3 separate regions of the Mus musculus genome follow, and all the other regions are linked to region 1. A link is a loop called in an ENCODE intact Hi-C map of the cell type or tissue named here. Cell type or tissue: left cerebral cortex. All regions are shown on one strand. Links, peaks and the distances in the headings refer to the core of each region. The heading gives the core; the rest is flanking DNA.

Evidence for each region. A loop is a pair of places that touch in the nucleus more often than their neighbours do. Peaks named below come from ENCODE experiments on the same cell type or tissue, not always from the same donor. Only the 100,000 strongest peaks of a DNase experiment are listed, where the experiment ranks them.
Region 2: a loop joins it to region 1, with 5 times the contacts of the local background. A loop is called at or near these places in 3 of 42 quality-filtered maps.
Region 3: a loop joins it to region 1, with 9 times the contacts of the local background. A loop is called at or near these places in 4 of 42 quality-filtered maps.

Annotation. Positions count from the first base shown.
Region 1 is chr4:17,848,024-17,856,045 of GRCm38, reverse strand. It overlaps Mmp16 (matrix metallopeptidase 16), which reads right to left and starts at 2,754. Exons shown (of 11, transcript NM_001379519.1): 1 at 2,559-2,754; 2 at 2,194-2,400. The coding sequence starts at 2,325. In left cerebral cortex, for the core only: CTCF peaks have their summits at 2,554, 3,322 and 3,963; DNase peaks (open chromatin) are centred at 2,768, 3,512, 3,564, 3,914 and 1 more place; H3K4me3 peaks cover 2,194 bases; H3K27ac peaks cover 2,701 bases.
Region 2 is chr4:18,361,780-18,369,801 of GRCm38, reverse strand. No RefSeq gene overlaps it. Among named protein-coding and RNA genes, the nearest start is that of Mmp16, 510 kb to the right of the region's middle. In left cerebral cortex, for the core only: no CTCF peak of the experiment used is centred there; DNase peaks (open chromatin) are centred at 3,748, 4,058 and 4,740; H3K27ac peaks cover 2,259 bases.
Region 3 is chr4:17,631,404-17,639,425 of GRCm38, reverse strand. Gm30092 (predicted gene, 30092) reads left to right here and starts at 3,235. Exons shown (of 3, transcript NR_168595.1): 1 at 3,235-3,365. In left cerebral cortex, for the core only: no CTCF peak of the experiment used is centred there; DNase peaks (open chromatin) are centred at 3,100, 3,799 and 3,971; H3K27ac peaks cover 1,425 bases.

The DNA.
Region 1 (8,022 bases), core at 1,603-6,602:
TGTGAATCTGTGTGTGTGTGTTTGTGTGTGTGTGTGTGTGTGTGTGTGTGTGTGTGTGTGTGTGTGTGTGTGTGTGTGTGTGTGTGAAGCCTAGACATCTAACCAAAGAAGTGCTAAAGAGCTTAAAAAGCTATTTGGAAATAATGCAAACTATGAAACACAATCTCCTATAAATCATTAGAAAAGTCCCTTTGTGTTAAGTAAGCTTACTAAGGTCTCAGAGGGCACATGACTCTTTCATCTGTCAGCTAAATCTTTGAATTGTTTAATAAGCATGGTTGAAATAACTCAAATGCCCTAAAATTGGAAAAGTGGCTCTGCAAACTATTCTTCACATAAACCTTGAGAGATGGAAGGAGATATTTGAAACGCAATGAAGAAATCATCTTTATAAAAGTATCTCAACCTCTTTCAGGTAACAATATCCGGTTGAACTGACTGAGAGATTCCAATATAAAGTAATACAATCTAACCTAGATTTAGCCTCACAAAACAAACCTAATAATCATCAAAACATTGATGTCATTTAATCCTGCAATGGTAAGTTAAGAGTTCTCCTAGCAGGCAGCTATCCACTCAGCCTCAGATTCTCACAGGAAGCAAGATGCTAACCAGGACTTACTATGCCTCACCCCACATCACAGTATCCTCTACCACCAAGCAACAGCCTGTTCTGTATATAGCATTACTAACAACAGCTTGCCAGTTTCATTCCTTCAGCCTATGAACTAGTCATTCCTCTATTGCAATTAAATTATCTACTCATTTAAATGTTAGTACACAATCCATAATGACAGCTAATTCCAAAAGTTCAACTTTGTCATCCAGAAAAGTCTGGACCTTCAGCTGCTTTCCATTGCTGCTTTTATGTAAAAAAAAAAAAAATCCATTGTGTGGTTTTCAAATTGTGGTTTCTTTAAAACATATCCCTACTTAACATCTGCAAACTTCCTTAATTCCTGTGATGTTGGCTTTTACTTTTTCAAATACGTTGCTTCTGCCCCGTTATATGGAGTCCAAAGTACAGTCCATAGAAGACTCTACCTCCACACCTGGCACTTATTATGAACACTTTGCTTATAAATTGGTTCCATGAAGCATGTTCAAACCGTGTGCAACAGGTCCAACTATTGTGTAAACAGGAGCTCCTAACACAATAGGAACAAGAGCCAGTTCTTTGCAACCGCAAAGAACCACACCAATCGGTGCTAATTCACTGGTAATTCTTTTTGAGATATATAAAGCTGTGATAACTACGGGAAGTTTGTGTTACCCAGACCCTCCCACACCCCCCACCTTAAGTGCAATTTTAGTGTAAGGAACTGTGCAACAAAAAGCCCAGGTGTGCACAGCTTTTCTCGACTCACTGCACATGACCAGCTTTAGAGCTCAGTTGATGACAGGAAGAGCACTTTCACGAAGGTCTGACAAGTCCTTCTCCTTAAGTTGCCCACTGCTGTTGCTATATGCTCCCAAAGGCACCACAGGAAAACAAATGGCAACCAAAGATGTCTAGGCTTTGTCATGTCAGTGTGAAATCAAATTTAAAACACAACTCCAAACTATTAGAAGGGGCCACATTTATTTCCAGTCTCTTGGGAAGAGAGAGAGAGAGTAGGCTCTTAGAGGAGATAGATTTCATGTGCTCTGTACAGTTAGATCTAGTTACAGCGTATTAAGTTAGGTCTAATAGAAAGACACTGTCTGCTTGAGTGTTTTATCACAAAGTGATGTTATTAAGCATATCAAGTATTCCCATACTCTCCTTGGATTCTTTGATTTTTACCTCCCTTTGTTAGACACAGACCACAAGGAGAAATATTGCAGGAACAATACCCAGGCACATGATGCCAACCATCAATGTGGTTTCCCTAGCTATGTATGCAGCATAAACTCAAGCTTTCTTATAAAACTACACATTTGCTCTACATAGAGCTTTGCCTCTTTCCTGGCTAAGCAGCACCGGTCTGCTACAATGTGTCTCTGAGCGTGCAGCATGGTGCTTTGTGCAGCTGGGGATAACGGATTGTTGGTCTCCAGGCATCCATCACTTAGAACCCTGGCAAACTCAACAAGGGTTTTGGTTGCTGACTGGAAAGAGAAACAATGTGCTTTGAGCCTCAAGGATCCAAGAAGTGAAGGAAAGGTTCCAGGGAGCAGCCGAGCAAGAGGATGGAAGCATGGTACTCTTACCTCCACATTGAAATACTGCTCCGTTCCGCAGACTGTAGCACATAAAATCCAAAGCAAGGTTTGCAAGAAAAACACACCCGAACGATGCACGAAATCCAACCTTCTTCCAGAGCTGAATGCGAGTAAGATCATAGTGAACTGTGCCTCAACGGATGGACGAGCTCCCCTGCGTTTTCTCCCTCTTTCCGAATGTCCACTCCCTGTTTCCTTTTAAAAAGAAAAAAAAAAAAAATCCAGTCCTGGGGTGGGTAAAAGCTTGCAGGTTCACCCACCCGTCCAGGGATGGGGATGGGCGCCAGGCTCGGCAGCCGGGGAGAAACAGAGGAAAGGCAGGGTCAGCGGCGGCAAGTGTTCACCATCCTCACCCGGCCGTCGCCCGGAACGTGGCGCCCAAGTTCACCCGCGGTTCCGATTCCCAGCGCCGCCGAGTCGCAGCCGCCGCCTCCAGCCCGTGCGTCCTCCGCCTTCTCCACCTCCTACGCCGCCGGTGCCCCCAGTTTCTGCGGGAAGGGCCTCAGCCGCTCCCAGCTCACTGCCTCCACTGCTCCTTCCCTCCTCTCTGCTCCCCTCCAGAATGTTCATCGGTAATCTACATAACTCCTCCTTCCCGGGGTCTGCGGGGATCTTGGGGGCCCCGCGCGCACACACACTCAAACCACACACGCGCGCGCACGCGCTCGGCCATACACACACACACACACACACACACACACACACACACACACACACACACACACACACACATACTCACTCACCCGAAACACACGCAGGCGCGCTTCTTAAAGGAGAAGACTCAAGGATGCCTTTTAGATACTGGTACACTGGATTGGGTACCGGGCCCTTGCGAAAGGCCCTAGTTCGTGACGAACTCTTCTTTTTCCCTATTACCTGTCCCTCATCTAGATGTCTGGTACCTAGCACTAGAGAAAATCGATTCTTGCTACACCTCTCTTGCCCCTTGCCCAGGCATCTAAAAACAAGTGCGCCCCTCCCCAACCAGAACTTGGGTGGGGCTTGGGCTGTGGACCCGTGTGGAAGCTGAGGAGCAGTCTGGGCCTGGTCCTGAAGGGTATTCAGCATCTTAGTTAAAGATGTTCAAAAAGATCCCTAGTGCTGGAAATCAGGAGTACACCCAGGTTCCTGTGTGGTGCTTGGTAGTCTGGGTCAGTTATCCAGACTCACCAAGTTTGTAAGACCGAGATGGCAAATTTCTGCCATCAAAAACTTTGTTAGGGTCCCTTAAGTCTGTGGCCTCCTGTCTCCCAGGAGAAACATTATACAGAAACATTATAGGCTCAGGAAATAGGCACAGGTTTTTGGTAGGAGACCAGTCAAAGCCAGAATGAAACTACCCTCATCAAATGAGTGGTAAACACTCATCAAAATGCAGGGGTTCCAAAGATGTGGTCTTTACTACATCTGAGAAAAAAGGTTGAGTCACTGGAGAGAAGACAGCAGTAGAACATGGATAGAAGCTGAGGAAAGTGGGAGCACTCACCACCTCAAAGGTGGTAATGGGGATTATGAATGTGAACAGCTGACATGGGCAGCATGCTGGGGGCAAATTAGAGAGGCCTGGGGGTCTGAAGGGAATCCAGAGCCCAGAGAACTGCAGGAGCTAGCTGGAGACTGCTGGTATGCCAGGCTGGCAAACAAAACCAGAGAACTTCAGAAGAGGGTGCAAAAATGGAGCTGAACAGAAGCAGTGTGAGGAGGTGGACAGGGGAGGCAGCAAACACCAGCCCTTGGCAGGTGACTTCTGGCTGGAGAGAAAGGGGGAAGGGAGTAGGGCAGGCATCTGTCTGGGGGCCTGGCCAATAAATGTGCTTCTCCTTGGCAGCCAGTAGAGGGGAAGAGAGGAGCCCACAGGAGGGAAAAGCAGCCAAAGCAAAGGCCAGCATTGTTCCAGGTACCTGACAGCTGCCTAGGCAAAATGGGAAAGAGAACTGACAAGATGTATTTCATGGTCAGTCAGTAAAGCAAGAAGTAGAACACAGGAGGTCACATTTAGTAAACAGATGGAAAATGTTGGGAAAAAAATAGCTTTCCAAACATTGCATTCAACAGTAATAATTTGTATATGAAATTTGGAGAGTGGAGGAGGGGCTGAAGACTAGAAGTTTCTTGTTACTGCTTTGCTAAAACCTGTGGAGCATGTACCCAGCATCTTGAGTTGAGCTCAGGGAGCCCTTTCTAACAATCTGCCATGGTGTGTATGTGTGTGTGAGTGTGTGAGTGTGTGTGTGTGTGTGTGTGTGTGTGTGTGTGTGTGTGTGTGTGTGTGTGTGTGTGTGAATATTTGTGTGTGTGTGTGTGTGTGTGTGTGTGTGTGTTTATTTGGGTGGTGAAGACATATTAAGAAGCTAGGCCACATACTGGAACCAGTTAAATTTGCTTAATATTTCCCATCATAGTATTTCATTGAATTTTCACAATATCTATGATCTTGTATATATTGTTGGGACTTGCTTGCCTCTGGTCAAGCTGAAAGAAAATCCTAGAACTGTAAGTTCATGAGAGAATCTTTCAAGGTATTAGAGTGGTTTGCAATAGAGATGGGTTCTTGGTATTCTCCTTTGCCATTTCAATGACATTGTTGACATGGCATGTGCACATTCATGTTCACATACACACACACACAAACATTTTTGTATGCCACTATATCTAACAAGATGCAAATTTGGACAGCTTTAAAACATTTCTTAGTCATATAGGTGCTGTGGAAACACTGATACACATTTCCAAAAGAAATATTTGTGGAAAGAACTCTAATTTGTGAAGGACTTGCTAAATGAGCCAGAATATTAGAGGACAGTTATCAAGGAAGTGGAGGAGAGGGTGAGGGATTTCTCTAAGAAAATTTGCAAGGAAGAAAGAGGGACGTTTAAGTGTGGAAGTATGTAAAGGGTGCATCATATATGTAGATAAGATACCAGTCAGATAAATGTAAATACATATAAAGAGAAGGGAATCTTTAAAATTATTCATGAGATTTGGTATGGGAACAAACAGATTATAAAGAGATTATAACACAAAATTTCAAAAGCAATCAAATTAGAATGACTGAACACATGGAATGAACTCAGAAGTCTTCAAATAATAAACTTATGGAAAAAATGGATTTTCACGACAGGAGTTAATAAATGAATAAACACTAAAAATAATAAAAAGTGAAGTTACTTGCAAACATTTATTAATCTGAATAATGAATATTCACCAGTGAACTAGGAATGAAAAAGCATTTGAAATTTTAGAAACAGTTAACTAATAGGATACAATCTCATTTCAGTAATGGAATTCAGGATATAGTTCAGAGTGAAGAATATTAATTATCACAACACTGTAAGAATGCAGTATGATTTCCCTCTACAATGTCTGGAGAAAAAGTCACAAAGTGATTCTCATAGAAACTTTGAAACTAGGAAGATAAGTAAAGGAAAGACATGTCAGACCTGTTGTGCAGTGAAGCAATGAATATGTGAGCAGGCATCAGTAGAAGTACAGACATTGTGTAAAGGGTAAAGGCTGGAGCGTGTTTACCAGTCAAGGTTAGAGATCACTGGGATGAGGAACAAGAACAATGCATGCTAGACTCAGCCTTATGCTTTACTCTGAAGAAATTCTTAGAAAGAGGTCATTGAGTTTGTTTTGCCTTTATGAAGTTTGTGAACTATGGAAACTTACCTTCTCAAAGTTCTTGTATCTGTGTCTTCTCAAATATCTTTGCAGACATTTTGTCATTCTTACCTAATAAGTCTGGTATGCATTCAGCTGAAACCCTGAGGAACTGAATTTATTGTCAGGGATTTATCATTCCATTTCTAATCTATTGTCTATGTTTCCTTTTAAGGTGCAGCGATATAGGAAACTCTCTGTTTTCATATCTACTAATAACATGATTTTAGTTAGTGCCCTTCTCAGAGAAGTTTTTAACCTGTCTATAGTAAATTAAAATACTATCATCTTTCCCTTTAGGGTATAAATGAAATCTTCTGCTGTAATTCCTGCCTTTTGCTGTGTGTGCTTTTCTATCAGATGCCCTCTTTCTTATAGGAATTTCAGAAAACTAATAATCCCATAATTGCCTGTTCCTAATGAAAACAGAGGAGAGAAAACTAATATGAAAGCTAAGAAAAAAGTGTAATTGCCCCTGGCAAAGGCCTAAGGCAATTCAATAAAATGTCTTATGGGAGTTATGGGGACTGAAAAAGCAAGTAATACCTATATCCTTTCTGAGAACAATGGCAGCTAGTTAAAAGTGAGCACTTCCATGACATGTTGGTATATGAGGATGATTATAATTGTCTACAAAACAATAGCTGTAAATTATATTCTTCACAACACCATTGAAACAGATTTCTTAAATTATAACCTTAAAAATGATTTCTGTACTGTGGGAAGTTACATCAACTATTATACTGTGACAGCATATGTGGTTCCTTCCTTATAAAACTTTTTTTAAAAATTTTTATTAGGTATTTTCCTCGTTTACATTTCCAATGCTATCCCAAAGGTCCCTCACCCGCACCCCACCCCCACTCCTATACCCACCCACTCCCCCTTTTTGGCCCTGGCCTTCCCCTGCACTGGGGCATATAAAGTTTGCAAGTCCAATGGGCCTCCCTTTCCAGTGATGGCAGACTAGGCCATCGTTTGATACATATGCAGCAAGAGAGAAAAGTTCCTGGGTACTGGTTAGTTCATATTGTTCCACCTATAGGGTTGCAGTTCCCTTTAGCTCCTTGGGTACTTTCTCTAGCTCCTCAAATGGGGGCCCTGTGATCCACCCAATAGCTGACTGAGAACATCCACTTCTGTGTTTGCGAGGCTCCGGCATAGTCTCACAAGAGACAGCTATATCTGGGTCCTTTCAGCAAAATCTTGCTAGTGTATGCAATGGTTTCAGCATTTGGAAGCTGATTATGGGATGGATCTCTGGATATGGCAATAACTAGATGGTCCATCCTTTCATCACAGCTTCAAATTTTGTCTCTGTAATTCCTTCCATGGGTGTTTTGTTCCCATTTCTGAGAAGGGGCAAAGTGTCCACACTTTGGTCTTCTTTCTTCTTGAGTTTCATGCGTTTAGCAAATTGTATCTTATATCGTGGGTATCCTAAGTTTTAGGGCTAATATCCACTTATCAGTGAGTACATATTGTGTGAGTTCCTTTGTGATTAGGTTACCTCACTCAGGATGATGCCCTCTAGGTCCATCCATTTGCCTAGGAGTTTCATAAATTCATTCTTTTTAATAGCTGAGTAGTACTCCATTGTGTAAATGTACCACATTTTCTGTATCCATTCCTCTGTTGAGGGGCATCTGGGTTCTTTCCAGCTTCTGGCTATTATAAATAAGGCTGCTATGAACATAGTGGAGCATGTGTCCTTCTTACCGGTTGGGACATCTTCTGGATATATGCCCAGAAGAGGTATTGCAGGATCTTCTGGTAGTAACATGTCCAATTTTTGGAGGACCAATAGACTGACTTCCAGAGTGGTTGTACAAGCTTGCAATCCCACCAACAATGGAAGAGTGTTTCTCTTTCTCCACATCCTTGCCAGATTTTGCTGTGACCTGAATTTTTTATCTTAGCCATTCTGACTGGTGTGAGGTGGAATCTCAGGGTTATTTTGATTTGCATTTCCCTGATGATTAAGGAAGTTGAACATTTTTCAGGTGCTTCTCAGCCATTCAGTATTCCTCAGGTGAGAATTCTTTGTTCAGCTCTGAGCCCCATTTTTTCAATTGGGTTATTTGATTTTCTGGAGTCCACCTTCTTGAGTCCTTTATATATATTGGATATGAGTCCCGTAACCGATTTGGGATA
Region 2 (8,022 bases), core at 2,012-7,011, 510 kb before region 1:
TATATTTTTAAAACCAAAATAATGCATTTCAAATATTTCTCATTTCTTGATCTTTAAATTCTACTTGGCCATAACGACCAATTTACTACAACTAAGTCCCTCTTTATGGCCATAAATATACTCATAAATATACTCTTTGCTTTAAAATATAGTTTTAAGGTGAAAATATTTTAGGGAATACCACAATGCTTAAAACTAATATGGTAGCACTCTACTACTTTAGAAACTTTTATTATATTGAAAAGGTAGAAATGATACTAATATAAGAAAAATCTAAGATATGAAACAATTTATATATCAAAATTTATTCCTCCAGTACAACTCATGAATCAAGTTGCATGTAACAAATACAAAATTAGAAAATTCATTACATCTCAGCATATCCATTACCTGTTTAGAATCAAATTTCCAGAAATGGTGTGGTGCCATCACTGATATTGCTTTGTTTCAAAGATATATAGAAAGCTGAAATTTTGCTATACCTTGACAAGTTAGACTCAGAAAAATATTTAAAATATATCTAAAGTATTCATAATCTTTAAAGGAATATGATTCCCAAATTAAGCAAAAAAATCTTTAGAATTTATGAGGGATGAAATACCACTTGAATGATATTAGAGAGAAGTTATGCAAATGGTTTTTATGGTTAAATTTTAACCATCCAAATATGCATATGAAGAAGCATCATTAAAGGCTTAGAAGTACTTAAAAATTTCTTCAGCCCAATTGAATATTTAGCTGCAAGTACTCTTTAAAAATTAATTAGCACTAGATACCAGATCTATCTCAATGTGACCCATTGGCAGTTGTATACCGTAGTATGTCAGCAGATCTCTGAGCTGTGTGTCCAGTTGATGCAGACAAGTTGAAGCAGCCTGATTTCCCTTCCACAGTTTCATTTATAGATAGCACCCAATAATCTTCATCTCATTCTATACCTTGCACTTTTAAGAGAGCGATTTCTACCCTGTAACCAAAAGATGGCTACATATGGTACTTCCCACAGACCAATAAGATATATGATATTTTTTTGTCTTATATACCCACAGTTCAAGAAGGAGGACACTGCATAGAACACAGGGCTATGGAGAATTGTTAACTTTAGACCTTGTACATGATCAACTTTACCCCTGAGCAATTTGTTTTGATTAAATCTAGTTGTCTAGAAAAACAACCCAAACTACTTGGTTTATTTGACTATATTCTTATTTGTCTGTGTAAATTAGTGTGCACTAGTTTCAGGAGGAAGCTTCTCTAATGTTGGCTGATCTGTGAATATAGCAGAATGTCACTAGGAGCCATTTTACTGCTACTTTTTTTTAAGAGAACAAGTGATATTTGGTTTTACCCTAGATTCCCATGCTATCCAAATAGTGGAACAATACTCAGCTGTTAAATAAATGACATAGTGAGATTTGTATCAAATGAATGGAACTAGAAAAAAAATCATCTTGAGTAGAGTATTATTGACTCAGAAAGATGCATATACTATGAATCTACTTAAATGAAATCTAGGAAGTCAAAGATTATAAGCTACAATCCTAGAAATACGATGTATGAATATTAGGGTAAGAGATAAGAATGAACAAATAGACCTCACTAAGAAAGAGAAGTAGAATAGAGAGCTACGTGTAGATTGGGGGTATGTGGAATGGAAGGATCAAGTAGGGAAGGGGGGAGGTGCAGGTAGTTTGGGAGGAAATATAGAGAGGGACAGCTAAAATTATGGGGCATTTAAAGAGGAAGTATGGAAAAGTAAAATAACAGATATGTAGTAAAATATATACACATAAAAATGACCTAAATGAAATTGCCATATAATGTGGGAGATAGAGCTCCAGCTGGACATCTCTTGTTCCCAAACAAACCTTCCAGTATGGACACTGGGTTGCGTCTAATTGATTTTTTCCAAAGGGATCTTCATGAGAAGTTTCAAACAATCCAGGCTGCTGTTAAGACTACAGACTGATCTCTATAAACTGCCAGGAAGACCCCCATTGGTGAGGACAACATCTAGAGAACTCATTGATTATGGAGATGTTGAGGTGGTGCCTGTACAGAATCTCTGCACATATGTTCAAGTGTCTTTGGTAAAGGAATGCGCACTGCATGTTTGCATAAGAGAACAATAAATACTAAATGGCCAATAAATCCTTTATCTACTGCAGTGTCCTGCCAGCAAGGTACACCGATGCTATGGTGGGAGAAATCTTGTGGAAATAAACCAATAACTTATTTGATTTAAGGCCTACTTCATGTCATGGAACCTATGCTTGACATGGTTTGTGTGGTGTAGTAAACACATTAATCCACCGATCAGTGGGTAATCAGATTGCTTTTATCTGCTGTCTGTTATGAAGAGTTCTGCAAGATTTCAATTATTGTCTCATAACTTAGGATTTTTTTTTCACTTTCGTGACTAATGTTCATACTCTTTTCAGTAATGAGCATACTAATTTACAACCCTGAATGAGCATTCCCCCTTCTGCATATGTTCATCAGCATTCATTTTGGTTTTTATTTTATGTTTTTTTAAATGTTTTATAATAGACACTCTTACAGAGTAAGGTAAAATTTCATGGTTTTGATTTGCAATTCTCTGTTGATTGATGCTATTCAACATTTTTTTCAGACATCTGTTGGCCACTTATATGTTCTATTTTGAGAAACACCTAATTTGTCCATTAAGAATGATTTATTAATTTTATTAATGTTTAGTGTGTGGAATTTCTGGTTATAAAATGGCGATTTCTTTATACTTGAAAATTTTAAGAGAAAATATCTGAGGTATTTCTATGACTTTTAAAAGCTTAACTCTATGATGAAATGTATATGGTAATTATTTTTACATTATTTCACAATGGTGTTTGTCACAATCAAACGTATTAAACTACATGTGAGCAATATTGAAATAAAATACTAAATATAAAGAGGTTTCTGATAGTCCCATAATCAATTTCTTAATAACTTGCATATATGCTTATTGTACTTGATCAGTACTTTTGGTGGCCATGTTCATTTTTCCTTTTACTAATGCTTTATTTAAAGACATTGTTTTCATGTTTTATTTTCTCAAATTCTGCCTTTCAGGATTTTAACTCTCCTTTTTCTCCATCTTCTAATTTAACAGAAGAGTTACAGTTACTTAAGTGATATTGCTATCTACCAAGGATATTCTTTAATTAGGCATGTTTATTAATAAAATCATGATAAAAGATAAAATTAAAAAATTAACTAAAGCAGTGATAAGCATGGAGGTATTTCTCCTGTGCATATTATTTCTCTGCATTATTTCAATATGATTGATTTATTTTTATTTTAAATTGACTTTTATTAGTTTAATTTTTCCTGTAGAAATCACATATCTCTACTCTGTAGCACAAAATCTCAATTGTGAGCTAAATTATTTTAAAATATACACTTCCTACTCAATGGTATAACTCTCTTGATGTATTGTCTAAGCATTTGTACCATTTTAATTATTGGATTTTTGTTAGCCTCATACGTCAATACAAGGGACATCAATAAACAGAGATAAGAACTATTTTTGGAGTCAACACAGATGCTTGCACTTGAACCAGATGCCTGGCCTTCCCTTACTCCATTTCTCACCCACATCAGTCTTCGGTACACACAGGCATTCCCAAAAGAACAAGCACAAAAGGACAATTATCACATTTCAATACCACATTCCTCCTCACTTTGCATATAGCTTCTACACATATAAAAGAGTCTCATGCCCACATGCCATATGTTAAGCAAGCCTTGCCTGCAGAGTTTGGTATGCTTGATGGAACTCAAAGATGTGCATTTATTTAGATTTGCCTACTTGTATGGGCCAATAGAGTTCCTTGGGATTTCCCCTGTACAGCTATTTCCTATGTTAAGGATTACTTCCTCTGACACACCTTAAAACTCAATTGTAGACGGTATCTTTTGTTATTCTCAGCCCCTTATCTGTGTAGAAAGCAGTTACCACCATGATTTCAACCTCAAAATGTTGGCTTCTTATCTATTTCTCTGAGCTGTTCCATCCTCAGGCTCAAGAACGGATTTATTCTGGTTCAGTGATATTATCTTCCCTTCCTCAAGCCATCTCACATCCTCTGCACCATCTGTTCACGGCATATCTTCACTATAGCATTTGCTATCCAGAGAAAAGTATTCAGCTAGAATTATTTCTCTTTTGATAAGTGCATAACTTCAAAGCAACTTACAAATATTGTTTTATGTTCAAGATGATTACTTCTTATAAACTCCCATGTTAATGCAGTAAAATAATGAACTACCACCCCAGCCCACCCCCCTTTTAAGGTCAACTCTATGTTTACAATGGCAACCATTAGTTCTGTGCTCTGTCTATATTTGCTTTCCTACACTTTCCAAAATTTAATAATTTCAAGCAGTCACTCAAAACATTTGTGATAGAATAGTGTCCTTGTTTATTGAATTTGTAAGGAGAGGAAGAGAAAACAGATTTGATTTGATAAAGTAGACAAATATGTAGAACTGCCATGGTAGTGTTTTTTTTTTAATTGGATAATTTATTTATTTACATTTCTAATGTTATCCCCTTTCTTGATTTCCCCTATGCAAACCCTCTATCCCATCCTCCCTTACCCTTCTTCTATGTGGGTGCTTCCCCATCCACCTACCCACTCTACCTCACTGCCCTAGCATTCCTCTACATTGGGGCATCAAGCAGTCAGAGGACCAAGATGCCAAATAAAGCCCCTCCAGCCCTTCCCCTAACTCCTCCATTGGAGTCCCTGTGCTCAGTCCTATGGTTGATGAGAGCATTCACATCTGTATTTGTCAGGATCTGGCAAAGCTTCTCAGGAGACAGCTGTATCAGGCTCCTGTCAGCATGCATATAGTGGCATCTGCAATAGTGTCAGGGTTTGGTGTCTACAAGTGGAATGGGTTTTTGATAGTAGCCACTCTGACTGGTGTGAGGTGGAATCTCAGGGTCATTTTGATTCTCATTTCCCTGATGACTAAGGCTATTGAACATTTCTTTAGCCATTCAAGTTTCCTCAGTTGAGAATTCTCTGTTTAGCTCTGTACCCCATTTTAATAGAGTTAACTGTTTTTCTGTAGTCTAACTTCTTGAATTCTTTGTATATTTTGGATATTAGCTCTCTATTGAATGCAGGATTGGTTAATGATCTTTTTCCAATCTGTGGGTTGCTGTTTTGTCCTATTGAAAGTGTACTTTGCCTTACAGAAGCTTTGCAATTTTATGAGGTCTTATTTGCCAATTCTTAATCTTAGAGCGTAAGTCATTGGTATTATATCTGCGGCGAATATATTCCCACGACTGAAAGCATTATGAGTTTAATGTTATGTATGTACATTCAGAATCCAAATGGCAGGAGAAACCTTTGCCCACCATTTTTACACAATAACTATGAGGCACAGATATATTTTCAAGTAAAATTAATGTTTAAGACACATGTTTTAGCTTCAGTGCAGTAGCTGGATATAAAATTAACTCAAACAAATCAATGGCTTTTCTCTACACAAGGGAGAAATGGACTGTAAAAGAAATTAAGGAAACAGCACCCTTCACAATAGTCACAAATAATATAAAATACCTTGGTGTGACTCTAGCTAAGGAAGTGAAAGATCTGTATGATAAAAACTTCAAGTCTCAAAGAAAGAAATAAAGGAGATTCCAGAAAATAGAAAGATCTCCCATGCTCATGGATTGGTAGGATGAATATAAAAAATGGCTATCCTGCCAAAAGCAATCTACAGATTCAATGCAATTCCCATCAAAATTCCAACTCAATTCTTCACTGAGATAGAAAGGGCAATTTACAAACCCATCTGGAATAATAAAAAACCTAGGATAGCAAAAACTATTCTCAACAATAAAAGAACTTCTGGTGGAATCACCATGCCTGACATTAAGCTGTACTACAGAACAACTGTGATAAAAACTCCATGGTACTGGTACAGTGACAGACAGGTAGCTCAATGGAATAGAATTGAAGACCCAGAAATGAACCCACACACCTATGGTCACTTGATCTTTGACAAGGGAGCTAAAACTATCCAGTGGAAAAAAGACAGCATTTTCAACAAACAATGCTGGCACAACTGGCGGTTATCATATAGGAGAATGGGAATTGATCCATTCTTATCTTCTTGTACAGAGCTCAAGTGTAAATGGATCAAGGAACTCCACATAAAACCAGAGACACTGAAATTAATAAAGGAGAAAGTGGGGAGAAGCCTCGAAGATATGGGCACAGGGGAAAAATTCCTAAACAGAACAGCAATGGCTTGTGCTGTAAGATCAAGAATTGACAAATGGGACCTCATAAAATTGCAAAGCTTCTGTAAGGCAAAAAACACTGTCAATAAGACAAAAAGGCCACCAACAGATTGGGAAAGGATTTTTACCGATCCTAAATCTGATAGGGGACTAATATCCAATATATTCACAGAGCTCAAGAAGCTGGACTCCAGAAATTGAAATAACCCCATTAAAAATGGGGTACAGAGCTAAACAAAGAATTCTCAACTGAGGAATACTAAAAGGCTGAGAAGCATCTGAAAAAATTAATAGAAATTAATAGAGGATTAATAAGGTTCAACATCCTTAATCATCAGCAAAATCAAAACAACTTTGAGATTCCACCTCACACCAGTCAGAATGGCTAAGATCAAAAATTCAGGTGACAGCAGATGCTGGCAAGGATGTGGAGTAAGAGGAACACTCCTCCATTGCTGGTCATATTGAAAGCTTGTACAACCACTCTGGAAGTCAATTTGGAGATTCCTCAGAAAATTGGACATAATACTACCGGAAGATCCAGCAATACCTCTCGTGGGCATATATACCCAGAGAAGTTCCAACTGGTAATAGTCAACGAACCAACAAACAAAAACTAACTGGTAATAAGAACACATGCCCCACTATGTTCATAGCAGCCTTATTTATAATAGTCAGAAGCTGGAAAAAAATCCTGATGTCCCTCAACAAAAGAATGAATACAGAAAATGTGGTACATTTATACAATGGAGTACTACTCAGCTATTAAAAACAATGAATTTATGAAATTCTTGGAAAAATGGATGTATCTGGAGGATATCATCCTTAGTGGGGTAACCCAATCACAAAAGAACTCACATGATATGTACTCACTGATAAGTGGATATTAGCCCAGAAACATAGAACACCCAAGATACAATTTGCAAAACACTAGAAAATCAAGAAGAGGGAATACCAATGGGTGGATACTTCATTCCTCCTTAGAATAGGGAACAAAATACCCATGAAAGGAGTTACAGAGACAAAGTTTGGAGCTAAGAGGAAAGGCTGGACTATCCAGTGACTACCCCACCCAGGGATCCATCACATAATCAGCCGCCAAACCCAGACAATATTGCATATGCCAGCAAAATTTTGATGATGGGACCTTGGTATAGCTGTCTCATATGAGGCTATGCCAGTGCCTGGCAAATACAGAAGTGGATGCTCACAGTCATCTATAAGATGGAACACAGGGCCCCCCAATGGAGAAGCTAGAGAAAGCGCCCAAGGAGCTGAAGAGGTTTGCAACCCTATAGGTGGAACAACAGTATGAACTAACCAGTATCCCCAGAGCTCGCATCTCTAGCTGCATATGTATCAGAAGATGGCCTAGTCAGCCATCACTGGGAAGAGAGGCCCCTTGGTATTTCAAACTTTATATGTCCCAGTCCAGGGGAATGCCAGGGTCAAGAAGCAGGAGTAGGTGTGTAGGGGAGCAGGGTGGGCGGGAGGCCCCTACAATTCTTTATCCCATTTCCCTTGCCTACAATAGGATCCTCCTCTTCCCTCCCCCATGGGCATCCCTCTTCCCTGATGCCTTAAGTCACTCAAAGATTAGGAACATCTCCCACTGATGCGAAACCAGTTAGTTCTCTGCTATACATATGCCAGGGACCTTGCATCAACCATTTTGTGCTGCCTGTTTGGTGCCTCAGTGTCTGGAAGCTGTTAGGATTCCTGGTTAGTTGAGACTTCTG
Region 3 (8,022 bases), core at 2,012-7,011, 220 kb after region 1:
TACTCATTATTAATGTTTCATGGGGTTAGAATGAAGCCACTCTTGAACCCAAGGAAAACTTTCCATTTTTAAACTTCATTTCTTAATCTCAGATTCAAAGTATCTTTTCCCTTTACAGGCAATATACAGCTCAGGGATATCTTTGAGGGAATGTTATCACTTTCTCCAAATACATTTGCCTCAACACCAAGTCATTTAAAATATCATCCTATTCTATTATCAAGTCAGAATTTGGTATGTCATTACCTGAAATTCTCCTCATTATTTCACCTAAATTAAGACTAGGTGGACTGTGAGCTACATCTCTCAGTCCATGGGACTTTATATGTGAAGAAGCAATTCTATTCTTTCTAAAGTAGAGATGACATTTTAAAGCTTAATATAACATCAATAGCAATTTTAGATGTGAATGGAGAAAATGGAAGGAAGATGGGTTTATGGTCTCAAGAAATTCTAAATGACAGAGGAATCAATTCCATTCAGGATTAATGACCAGAAAATAATTTTATGTGACTAGTAGCTGTGCCCTTTGGACTTTTAGATCCATGTTCAGAGTCATTTTTGATATATTTTGGAAGATGTCATGTATTAAGTAAAATTCTTATCATCTTTGTTCTCACTTACAGAATTTTCAGTTCTGAGAGCTTTATTTCATTTCACACTCTGTGATCTTTTCTATCACACTCTGCAGTGCTCCAGGTGACCAAGCATTCTTAAGAACCTTGTAGGATTTATTTCCATGTTACGTCTTTACAAGTCAACATTTTGATCCATAGAGTTTGTGGTAGAAAAATCTATTACCTATTGTTGGCTTCTGAGGGATTGGAGAGAGCATCTTTTTAAGCCTCCCAGATGTTTTCTTGTTTAATTGAAGGGATCTGTGAGTCAGACTCTCAATCCTTTCATAATTCTTTGTATTATGGCTTATCTAATGATTTGATTCAAGGACCTAGCACACTGTTGAAAACACAAATCCGCATATACTTCAAGACACATTCTGTAAACCTCTTATCATTTGATCTTCAATCCCTTTGCCTTTTGGATAATTTGAATAACTCTCCACTCCCTGTGTCATATTTTGTTTTGCTTCAGCAGTCATGGCAGTCTTTTGCTGTTGTCCTTGTCCATTTTAAGGGGCAAGAAAAAATCAGGCCATGCCTTTAATATGGGTTTTCAAAACTCCTCAATTTTTTCTGAGACAGTGTATTGGTTAATACTACAATGTGATCATGAACTTGGAATCCTCTTACGTTAACCTCTCAAGGACTTAGATGACAGATATATACCATCAATCTAGCTTAAGATCTTATTAACACTTTTAATTGAACATCTACATTTCCCCATAAACTGAATACATACTCTGGTTATATGTCACAAAATTCTTTCAATCCTGAGCAGATATCATTGCTTAAGAGACACTTGTTAAACAGTTTAAATTAAATAAATTGATTTTAAATAATTTATTCAAATTCTCCACTTTCTGTTGGTGATCATAACAGGCATACACAGCATCATAAGATAGTTTAGTGATGATTTTTCAAACTGGAAAGGTAACTGTAAAATCTTAAGTTGAAGCTATAGCCCAGGTAGACATTATTATTTTCTTCACCTAAAGCAAATATATATTGAAATTCTCATTATTTTTCTAAAAGCATCTAGATGTTTCCTTAAAAAGCATGTAAATGATAAGACCACGAAGGTACTTGCAGTATAATGACTGCTAGCTTTCTAAATACTTAATTTGATGTTTCTTCATAGAATTCTAAAAGAATTACATGTTCAGAAGACCGTAAATAAATAAAAATAAAAATACCATCATCAGTTTCTTATTCATCACAGCATAAAGCTTTGGAGGAAATCTTGTGAAAAGCAATTATGCCATTTTCATGGTCTAACTTCTCAAAGAAGTATCATCCAGTAAATTCTTTAATACATAGGAATTTTATCTCTAAACTATAACGACAAGCATAAATGTACTTGAGTGCTGAGGACAAAAATCACCTAAATATTTCTTCATTTCTCTAGACTACTGAAATACTGAAGCTTTTGACAGATACATGTGACAGGAGTGAGGAGAATGGCTGGGGGGATGTAGTAAGAGCACTTAAGATTTACAATTAATACAAACAGACCTGCATTCCCATTTAAAAAATGTTTCCTTCATATAAGATTATTTAATGCAAATACCTTCTAAAGATGAAATTATGACAGACAGGCTTCATTTCATAAAATTTACCTTACAGATAAAGACTTAACAGATAAAGATATTCTTGTTGAAGTAAAACATGAGAAAGGGTCCAATTTTAGTAACATCCTATCTTTTGTAAGCAATTACATTAACATCATAAAAACTACAAGATTACCATGTCATATTTACTTTTAAGACCAATGGGGCTGTAGAGAACGGTTAGGAATTAAGAACAAATACTGATCTGTGAGAGGACCTCAGTTCTTTTCTCAGCACTTACCTTGGGTGTCTCAGCCTATAATTCCAGGTCTAGGAGAGGCAAAGCTCCCGGATCTCATATATGCACATATGGACACATAGACACACAAATACATAAAGAGTTTTTAAAGGAACAGTATTATAGTTATTGGGACATGAGGATTTATCACATGTCTGAAATTATAATTTTTATGTAAAGTAATTATCAGACTCTTGGCTAAATTATCATAACATGCATTAACCAGGTGTGTTTAAACTAAAATGGATCATATAATTTTTATATTATCACTTCCAATTAATCAATTAAGTTAATGATATATTGTGATTATAAATACAGAAGCATAGAGTATGTTTATAATGAATAAATTATATACAATATATTCTGAATACAAAAGGAATGGATAAAATAATATGAAACTAACAAATAAAAAACTTATGGTAGGAGAACACAAGGATTTAACCTTTCCTTTGAAATAGTCAAATGTGAAGACTTACAACAGAATAGCTACATTAGAAGGCTTCTTTTCCTGCTGCTGAATATGTTTCTCAGTTCAGAGGGGGTGGCATTACATCCTACATCATCGCTTTACTGCAATCTGCTCCTGACAGGACCATCCATCTGTTTAGCCTGAACAACCCTGCGGTTGCTTATGTGCTTATTCACAGATGTAAGTAGGAGGTTGACTACAGGTTTTCTGACTTATACTCGAATCTAAGCTAATGTGACACATTTGGAAGCATAGCTGCACATGTTCTTGTTTAATTGGGAATTTTCTCCTTTGACTTTCAGAATAGCATAGAAGCAAAGACTGTGCTAAACAGACCTAGATTCTGAGCAGATCACATTCTTCTTGAAGAAAGCTGGAAATATGATAAGAAGGGAAGGACTCTCAAGAAGCAAGGGGTTTCTCTGAAAGTGGTGAGCAGCTGGCATCTTTTATACATTTTCTGAATAGATTTGGCAGGAGGTCAAAATCTGGAGAAGAGTCTGTGGGTTCAATATGGTCCGTGAATGGCTCTGAATTATACAACAGGTTTAGTAATTACAACCTTATTCTTTCCATGAGATGTGATAGACATTTTTAACATTCCCATAATACTCTAGCTGTATTTATATGATAGCTTTGGACCCTTAAATTATTTTACTAAACAGAATAGTGTTTATTGTCTGGCTTATGATTGGGAGTCTTGGTGGATGAGCATAGCTCATATGTTGTACTGCATTAATCCTTCCAGATTGAATTAAGACAACCATTTTACTATGTTGGGCAGTGTGCAATGTTTGACAAAATCAAACCAAACCAAACACGTGTCAAGCTTTTCAAGACTCTGAAGCTATGGAACAGCACTCAGCATGATTTATGATGGTACATTTTGTGCTTGAAATTATTTTGACTGTTGAAGGTAATTGCTTTACAAGGAAAACCTTGCTTCCTCCTTTCTCAGAACATTTAGAGTTGAGGCATATCACCCTGCTACAGCTTTGTTCATGCTAAGTTCTTTGAACCTTCTTTATTTTTAACTATTTAACTAGTGAAGTGTCCAGCTCCAGTGTTACTATAGAAATATGCTGTTGATCCTCCCAGTCAACATGAGTGACTAAGCTCAGCTTTGGTTTCACGGGGCTGAGTCTATTGGTTGTTAACATGCTTTACAGTTTGAATTGAGTAGTAGTTGTGTGTGTAGATTTCCTAAAAGATTCTATTAACATATATCTATGTGTATGAGTATTCCCTAATAAAATATAGGAAGGAATTCAGAATCTTAATAAGTGCTTACTGGGAAGAATTTTGGGAATTTCTGAAATAAATGCAATTGTCGGTTAAGCTATTATATAATTATCTCTGGAGATCTCAGTTTTAAATCAAGAGGCATTTTTAGAATTGTATAATATTTTATATTTTCTGCTCCATCATGTTTGGCTGCAAGGATCTCCCTCTGTATTTGTAAGGATCTGGCAGGACCTCTCAGGAGACAGCCATATCAGGATCCTTTCAGCATGTACTTCTTGGCATCCACAACAGTGTCTGGGGTTGGTAACCTTATATGGGATGAATCCCTAGGTGGGATATGGGATACTTATAAGAGAAGGTAAAAAAAATTATGATAAACATTGTGATGGTTTGTATATTCTTGGACTAGGGAGTGGTGCCAATTGGATGTGTGGCCTTGTTGGAATAGGTCTGACCTGGTTGGAGTAGGTATGTCACTGTGGGTGTGGGCTTAATACTCTCACTCTAGGTGCCTGGAAGTCAGTCTTCTACTATCAGCCATGGAGCTTGTTGGGTGCAAATGAGTTTACTATTCAATTTAGTATGTTTAATAGCCTGTATATTTTTAGTCCTAAATTGCATTGAATTATCCTTAATTTTAACAACTCCAACCCAGACTATGGATTCAATATTTATTTTATTTTATTATATATATATATATATATATATATATATACACACACACACACACACATATATATGTATACGTGTGTGTGTGTGTGTGTGTTTGTGTGTGTGTGTGTGTGTGTGCTTGGTTTATGTATGTTTGTAAGGGAGTACTCCAGTGTCCATGAGTGTGTTCACATACGTGTGCCTACGCTGTGAAGGCAAGAGGTTAATAATGGCTATCAACCTTGATATCTCTCCAACTTATTTTTTAAGAAAGTGCTCCTGATTGAACCACTAACCCATTGTTGCCAAGGGTTAATTGGAAAACTAACTCTAGAGAATCCTCCTATCTTTTCCAGGGCCTTGACTACAAAGGTCATGTACATTTGTGCTGAAGATAAGGCCTAAAATCTTCATGCTTGCATAGCAGTTATTTTACTAGCTGAATCATTGATACAGCTCTGAACACTATTTCTTTTTTTTTTTTGTAATTTTTACTTTATTAGATATTTTCTTTATTTACATTTCAAATGCTATCCCGAAAGTTCCCTATAACCTCCCCACACCCTCTGCCCTGCTCCCCTGCCCACCCACTCCCACTTCTTGGCCCTGGTGTTCCCCTGTACTGGGGCATATAAAGTTTGTAAGACCTATGGGCCTCTCTTCCCAATGATGGCTGACTAGGCCATCTTCTGCTACATATGCAGCTAGAGACATGAACTCTGTGGGTACTAGTTAGTTCATATTGTTGTTCCACCTATAGGGTTGCAGACGACTACAGCTCCTTGGGTACTTTCTATATCTCCTCCATTGGGGTCCCTGTGTTCCATCCTATAGATGACTGTGAGCATCCACTTCATTGCTGGTGGGATTGCAAACTTGTATAACCACTCTGGAAGTCAGTCTGGCAGTTCCTCAGTTCTGGCATATACCCAGAAGATGTTCCTACTGGTAATAAGGACACATGCTCCACTATGTTCATAGAAGCCTTATTTATAATAGCCTGAACACCATTTCTTATTCAAAAGAAAAAAAATTAGAAAACAATATTAAATGCATAAATTGCACATTTTGATTTCTGTTTAAGTCAGAATATAACCTCTAGTTAATATGTTCTATTGCAGGATTTCATGTAATTATTTTAATAATCCTAGATTCTAAAAGCATTATCCTAAATTCTAATACTAATATTCAAATCCTAAAATTGTCATAATCTCATGGTTCCTTCTCTTACAACTGCCTCTCAACATCATTCTGCCATTTAGATACACACTTTGGTACAACATCTGACTACTCTATAGATGATGTTTATTTAATTTTTTAATTTTTATTTATTTTCTTCACCCTTTCCTTTTATTTAAAATAGTTTCTTTTACACATCCTGATTATAGTTTCTCTTTCCTCTAGACTTATCTGTTCCCCCACAGCTTCTCTTCCCTCTAAACACACCCCTTAATGTCTCTCATTAGAAAAGAGCAGCCAGAGAGTATGGTGAAGAGGTAAAACTGTGGTCTGGATATAATTTATGAGAGAAAAATGAAAAGAAAGAGACTTCTTTTTTTTTTTATTTTTTTTTATTTTTTTATTTTTTTTTCCATTTTTTATTAGGTATTTAGCTCATTTACATTTCCAATGCTATACCAAAAGTCCCCCTTACCCACCCACCCCCACTCCCCTACCCACCCACTCCCCCCCTTTGGCCCTGGCGTTCCCCTGTACCGGGGCACACAAAGTCTGCGTGTCCAATGGGCCTCTCTTTCCAGTGATGGCCGACTAGGCCATCTTTTGATACATATGCAGCTAGAGTCAAGAGCTCAGGGGTACTGGTTAGTTCATAATGTTGTTCCACCTATAGGGTTGAAGATCCCTTTAGCTCCTTGGGTACTTTCTCTAGCTCCTCCATTGGGAGCCCTGTGATCCATCCATTAGCTGACTGTGAGCATCCACTTCTGTGTTTGCTAGGCCCCGGCATAGTCTCACAAGAGACAGCTACATCTGGGTCCTTTCGATAAAATCTTGCTAGTATATGCAATGGTGTCAGCGTTTGGATGCTGATTATGGGGTGGATCCCTGGATATGGCAGTCTCTACATGGTCCATCCTTTCATCTCAGCTCCAAACTTTGTTTCTGTAACTCCTTCCATGGGTGTTTTGTTCCCACTTCTAAGGAGGGGCATAGTGTCCACACTTCAGTCTTCATTTGTCTTGAGTTTCATGTGTTTAGGAAATTGTATCTTATATCGTCGGTATCCTAGGTTTTGGGCTAGTATCCACTTATCAGTGAGTACATATTGTGTGAGTTCCTTTGTGATTGTGTTACCTCACTCAGGATGATGCTCTCCAGGTCCATCCATTTGGCTAGGAATTTCATAAATTCATTCTTTTTAATAGCTGAGTAGTACTCCATTGTGTAGATGTACCACATTTTCTGTATCCATTCCTCTGTTGAGGGGCATCTGGGTTCTTTCCAGTTTCTGGCTATTATAAATAAGGCTGCTATGAACATAGTGGAGCATGTGTCCTTCTTACCAGTTGGGGCTTCTTCTGGATATATGCCCAGGAGAGGTATTGCTGGATCCTCCGGTAGTACTATGTCCAATTTTCTGAGGAACCGCCAGACTGATTTCCAGAGTGGTTGTACAAGCCTGCAATCCCACCAACAATGGAGGAGTGTTCCTCTTTCTCCACATCCTCGCCAGCATCTGCTGTCACCTGAATTTTTGATCTTAGCCATTCTCACTGGTGTGAGGTGGAATCTCAGGGTTGTTTTGATTTGCATTTCCCTGATGATTAAGGATGTTGAACATTTTTTCAGGTGCTTCTCTGCCATTCGGTATTCCTCAGGTGAGAATTCTTTGTTCAGTTCTGAGCCCCATTTTTTAAGGGGGTTATTTGATTTTCTGAGGTCCACCTTCTTGAGTTCTTTATATATGTTGGATATTAGTCCCCTATCTGATTTAGGATAGGTAAAGATCCTTTCCCAGTCTGTTGGTGGTCTTTTTGTCTTATAGACAGTGTCTTTTGCCTTGCAGAAACTTTGGAGTTTCATTAGGTCCCATTTGTCAATTCTCGATCTTACAGCACAAGCCATTGCTGTTCTGTTCAGGAATTTTTCCCCTGTGCCCATATCTTCAAGGCTTTTCCCCACTTTCTCCTCTATAAGTTTCAGTGTCTCTGGTTTTATGTGAAGTTCCTT